Linked DNA regions of Homo sapiens: region 2 is linked to region 1. The links are chromatin loops, found by intact Hi-C in ENCODE. Cell type or tissue: PC-3. All regions are shown on one strand. Links, peaks and the distances in the headings refer to the core of each region. The heading gives the core; the rest is flanking DNA. Region 1 overlaps MANBA (mannosidase beta). Region 2 overlaps MANBA (mannosidase beta).

The links. A loop is a pair of places that touch in the nucleus more often than their neighbours do. Peaks named below come from ENCODE experiments on the same cell type or tissue, not always from the same donor. Only the 100,000 strongest peaks of a DNase experiment are listed, where the experiment ranks them.
Region 2: it touches region 1 in a loop (2.8-fold over the local background); 6 of 110 quality-filtered maps call a loop at or near these places.

What each region holds. Positions count from the first base shown.
Region 1 is chr4:102,756,007-102,758,923 of GRCh38, forward strand. All of the region lies in intron 1 of MANBA (mannosidase beta), which reads right to left. Among named protein-coding and RNA genes, the nearest start is that of MANBA, 3.5 kb to the right of the region's middle. In PC-3, for the core only: no CTCF peak of the experiment used is centred there; no DNase peak of the experiment used is centred there.
Region 2 is chr4:102,639,451-102,642,367 of GRCh38, forward strand. It overlaps MANBA (mannosidase beta), which reads right to left. Exons shown (of 17, transcript NM_005908.4): 14 at 263-407. Among named protein-coding and RNA genes, the nearest start is that of MANBA, 120 kb to the right of the region's middle. In PC-3, for the core only: no CTCF peak of the experiment used is centred there; a DNase peak (open chromatin) is centred at 1,421; H3K27ac peaks cover 1,217 bases.

The sequences.
Region 1 (2,917 bases), core at 310-2,809:
CACTTTTACACTGTTGGTGGGACTATAAACTATTTCAACCATTGTGGAAGACAGTGTGGCAATTCCTCAAGGATTTAGAACTAGAAATACCATTTGACCCAGCCATCCCATCACTGGGTATATACCCAAAGTATTATAAATCATGCTACTATAAAGACACATGCACATGTATGTTTACTGCAGCACTATTCACAATAGCAAAGACTTGTAACCAACCCAAATGTCCAACAATGATAGACTGGATTAAGAAAATGTGGCACATATACACCATGGAATACCTTGCAGCCATAAAAAAGGATGAGTTCATGTCCTTTGTAGGGACATGGATGAAGCTGCAAACCATCATTCTGAGCAAACTATCACAAGGACAGAAAACCAAACACCACATGCTCTCATTCATAGTGGGAATTGAACAATGAGAACACTTGGGCACAGGATGGGGAACATCACACACTGGGACCTGTCATGAGGTTGGGGGCTGGGGGAGGGATAGCATTAGGAGATATACCTAATGTAAATGAGGTTAACGGGTCAACGGGTGCAGCACACCAACATGGCACATGTATACATATGTAACAAACCTGCACGTTGTGCACATGTACCCTAGAACTTAAAGTATAACAAAAAAAGGGAAAAAATAAAAAATAAAAATAAATAAATATATAAAACTGTTGGGGGCATTAGTCACATGAACAGCTGTCAAAAAAAATAGTGGTTATCTCTGGGAGTGATGTTTCCAACCTTCTTCTTACTTATCTATATATTTTAATGTTGGCATACAGAGACTATCTAAAAAAAAAAAAAAAAAAAAAAAAGAAGCAGTTGCTTCAAAACTTACACCAGTGAGAAATTCCACAGAAAAGCTGAGAACATTCCTAACAAGGGTCCCTTTATGTATGCACTTAACATAACATATGGAAATTATTTAGTTTTCTGCCTCACTAAAGTGGCCTCCCACAAAATAGGAACTATAGTCTCACTCTCAATTTCTTTTTTTATTCCTAATGCCTATTACACTGTGTGGCATAATAGCAGGCTGAGGGCCAGGCACGGTGGCTCATGCCTGTAATTCCAGCACTTTGGAAGGCCGAGGCAGGTGGATGGCCTGAGGTTGGGAGTTCAAGACCAGCCTGACCAACATGGAGAAAGCTTGTCTCTACTAAAAGTACAAAATTAGCCAGGCATGGTGGCACATGCCTGTAATCCCAGCTACCTGGGAGACTGAGGCAGGAGAATCTCTTGAACCCAGGAGGCAGAGGTTGCGGTGAGCCGAGATAGTACCATTGCATTCCAGCCTGGGCAACAAGAGCGAAACTCCGTCTCAAAAAAAAAAAAATAGCAGGCTGAAGGAATAACTTTTCACAGAGAACCCAAAAGACTCTCTAAGAAACCAAAGGTTTAGATTCTGTACAGAAAACCCAGAGAATCACCTAGGAAATAGCCAAGACTAGCCACAGAATCTCTCACTAAATACAAATTTCATTTAACCAGCTCAGATAAAAAAAATCCTGGTATTTTCCTGCACCTCCCCCTTCTGTCTCCCAATCCATTAACAAATCCAACTGAAGAAATCCTCTTGTTTCTACATGTAAAACGTGTTCTCACAACCATTCTCACCATTTCACTGCCACCATGCTTGTCCAAGCCAGAAGTCATCTCTTGCCCATACATAGACCAGCAATAGTCCCCTGGTTGGTCTCCAGGCTTCCACTCTCCTGCACTGTAGCCTTCACACAACAGAGTGACCTTTAAAAAGGCAAATCTAATCATGCTACTCTAAGCTCAAAGCCTCCAATAACTTCCCATCACATGTAGAATAAAAGCCAAAGTGTTTCCTATGGCTCACAGCCTTTCATGATGTGCCCTAGACTTTGAACTCCTCTCCTACCCTCTGGTTCCCAGGTCTCCAGCCACACTGGCCTGCTGACTATTCCTGAAACTTGTCAAGCTCGTGCCTGCCTCAGGGCCTCTATCCTCCCCACTCCTGTGTTTTTCCTCTTTGCTGGAAATGCACTTCTCCTTAAAAGTGACCTTTTCAAACAGGTCTTTTTGTTTAGAAGTCACCTTATCAAAATACCTATCTTGAACCACTTTTTAAAAAATAGCAATGCTTTCCAACCAGCCTTCACTGTCTCTTCCTTTAACCTGCTCAATTTTTCTTCAGTGTGCCACCTGCCTTACATTATTTATTAATTTGGTATATATGTCTATCTCCTCCATTAGAATGTCCATTAGGGAAAGGACTTTGTTTTCTTTACCACTCGATTTCAAGTACTTAGAATAGTGCCTGCCACATTAGAGGTACAAAATAAATATGAGATAATTAACTAGGTGAATAGATAAATAAATGAATGATATCACCAAGATATGTTTCAAGTTCTTACACAAACACAATATTTGGCCCAGTGTCTACTATAAACGGTAGAATATTTCCTCAAGTCAACACCAAAAAGGGATGTTATAATAAAGCAGGTCGGACAACAGTCTCACATTACTGAATAACGATACTGATCTGATGTTGATGATTGCTTCTTTACTTTTTTTCTTTTTTTTTTTTTTTTGAGAGAGGGTGTCACTCTGTTGCCCAGGTTGGAGTACAGATCACGGCTCACTGCAGCCTCAACCTCCTGGGCTCAAACGATCCTCCCACCTCAGCCTCCCTCGTAGCTAGGACCACAGGTGTACGCCACCACGCCCAGTTAATTTTTTAATTTTTTGTAGAGACAGGGTCTCGCCAGTTGCCCAGACTGGTCTAAACTCCACCTACCTCTGCCTCCCAAGTGCTGGGATTATAGGCATGAGCCACTGTGCCCAGCCTGATGATTATTTTCAACAGGCCTTGTGTTTCCTAAGCCCCAAAAGCCTTCCCATTTCTCATTCCACTGCCATTTGAGACCCATGGCCACCTGATTGAAAC
Region 2 (2,917 bases), core at 204-2,703, 120 kb before region 1:
TATAGGAATCTATCCCATGCTTAGCCTGCTGTTGCAACTTTGCACAGCACAGAACCCATAATTAGGTTGACCCTAAGGCTCATGGAAAGGCTACTAAGGTGAGTTGGGTGGCTGTAGTTCCTAGGCAGGCTTTTTAAAGAATGACTCTTTTGGTCATAGTTCTGCCTGGGCTAATCTGACCCCTCCAGCACTGTGCTTTCTCAGTCCCTCTCCCCACAGTGTTGCTTTCTCTCACTCGCACAAAGAACGCTGAAATGCTTACCAAGAGAAGCCCAGGAAGGAGCTTGCCAGATGTCATTCAACTGCCAATAAAGTGCCCCCATCGTGTGCCCTTGCTGATCCACTATCTCGCTGCGACTACGGCGGTAGAATTCAGTTTCTGTTTTGACACACTGGGCCTGCATCACCTGATTCAGGAAAACATTCATACACAGGTGTTATTGTTTGATGTAGACTGCCTAGATCTGAGAAAAATACAGGGTTTAGTTTTGTTTTGGGTTTTTTCTTTTTGGAGCAATTTGGATAAAATTAGGGAATTTAATTAGTATTAGGAATACATTATACTAGATCTGTAACTAGCCCCTTAGCATGAGAGAAGCTGTTGTCTGTAACAGTGGGTTTGTCTGGTAGACTTGGTGTTTCATTATGGTGACAATGGAAATAGGATGGTGTAAAAGGTTCTCTGCTAATGATAGTGTAGGCCGTAAAGAAAAACAAAGACTACTATTCCAGAGCAAATGCTATATATAGTCCAAAACTAGATTATTTTCACTGAAAAATTTTGCTAATACCTTCATAGCTATTTTTAAGAAAAACTTTTACTAGAAAAAATTCTATAAGAAAAATAACATTGTTATTATGAGTCTGATATTATCCAATCCCTAATTATTTTTTCTAGTCAAACAATTGTTTTGATGTCATGATTTTTGGTAATGTAAGATTTCTCATGAATGCAATTCCTTCGTTGTAGCAGAACAGATGGCAAATTGCAGCAATGAGACAAATGAATTTAGTTCTTGTTTAAGAGACACTAAAGAACTTCACACAGGACCCTTGATTACCGACACCATCATGGAAAAATCAGTCTCTTTTATCGCTGCCGTTACCGACACATATGAATCACATGCTCTTAGCCTGGAGTTGTGCTGAGGAGGGGCTCATGAATGGACCACTGAGGAGAACCCAGAGATGGTCAGAGCAGCGAGGATTTCAGAGAACAAGAAGGCCTTAGAATAGGGCTGGGGTTTTCACAGAGGAATAAAAAGAATGGTGCATATGGCCACCAAAAGACTAAGTCGAGACGCTTTCCCATAAAAGCAAAAAAGCTCAGATAAAGGTAGAACCTTTAAATAGAGGAAGGCTGACCAGTAAGGAAGTCATAGATGAGGTTATGACTTACATGAGTCACAGCCATCAAATTCCAGAACGGAAGCCAGAAGAAATTGTGGTCAGTCAATAAATATTTAATAAGAACCTGCAGGATATGTTACATACTGAGAATGGTGGGCACCCCTGCCAGAAAAAAATGATACAGCCCACCATATGGAGCTTATCAGCTTGTGTAGAAGACAGTCCTTCATCAAAGAATCACAGAAAGATACGTAATCATTAAACAGTACCAATGCTAAGTAGAAGAGGTATGCAATGTTACAAGCTCATATGGTGGGGCAATTGGGCAGAGCTGTAGAGTGAGGATTGGCCTAAAAGAAGAGGAATGGGAAAAAGAGAGAGGGCAGAACCTTCCAGAGAGGACAATACACCATTGGAGGAGGATGCCAGGTCAGCTAAGAACTGAAGGAAGGCCAAGAAGGCCTGAGCACAGGAAGCCGGGAGCAATGGAAGAGAAGCTGGTGAGAATTGCAGGGGCCAGACCCTGGAAGGCCACATGTTGAAGGTGTTGGTGTGCATCCTAAAGGCAAATGGAGGTCACAAAAGGCTTTTGAACTAAAGGGTGATGTGAGCAGATTTACATTTCCAAAAGATGACTGAGACTACTGAAGGAGGAAGGGCTTGCAAGGGGGCTAGAGTGGATTTAGGTAGACCATTTAGGCAAGAGATGGTTTTAGCTATGAGCAGACAAAGCAATGTCTTCTCATTCAGGAACCAGACCACTAGGACCACAGCAACAGTAGCTGGAAAAAATGTTCTAAAGCAAGAATCTCACAAAGCAAGCAGCATTGGTGCCACCTCAAAATGACCATGGCCCCTATAAACATTTGAGTTTTCAGTCTCTAAACTATATCAATTTTCAGCATTATCTGCAAGATATATTTATTTCTATATATCCATTCTAACATTAATCTCCTCACTATAAGTTATTTTTTCCTGGTTTAATAGGTAAAACTTATTAGTTCCTTAGAATTTTCAAAATTTGAAAAAATTTTAAATGCAAGTAGGATTCCTAACCCTCACTAGCAATGAAAAGAAAAGAGCACAAAGTGGCTCTATCTAGTAGCCTCTCTTACAGGAAATTAGCATGAAAGAGCATAACCAAGACTCTTTTGTGCTCCAGGCTCTGGCACAGTGCAGTACACTCCACACACAGATGGTACCATGCTAATAACATGGACCTGAATCTATCCAAACCAGTGGGTACCAGTCAAGGCTAATGAATGACACCTTTGTTCATAAAAATGCAGAAGGCTATTGCCCACTAAACTTCTTAAAGGGGTGTTGTACAATCCTAGTTCCCTGGAAAATCTCTAGAACTTCCCCTTCCCCTTTAAAAACTGTACCTATATTTACACATCCATGCATCCTTTCCTAAAAAGGGCAATCTTTACACATAAGAGGGATAAATGCTTAGTCATTTTCTAGGTTATCCAGTCCACTGTTAGCAGACAAATGAATTTTAGTTTTAAAAATATGCCTATTTGGCTGGGCGCGATAGCTCATGCCTGTAATCCCAGCACTTTGG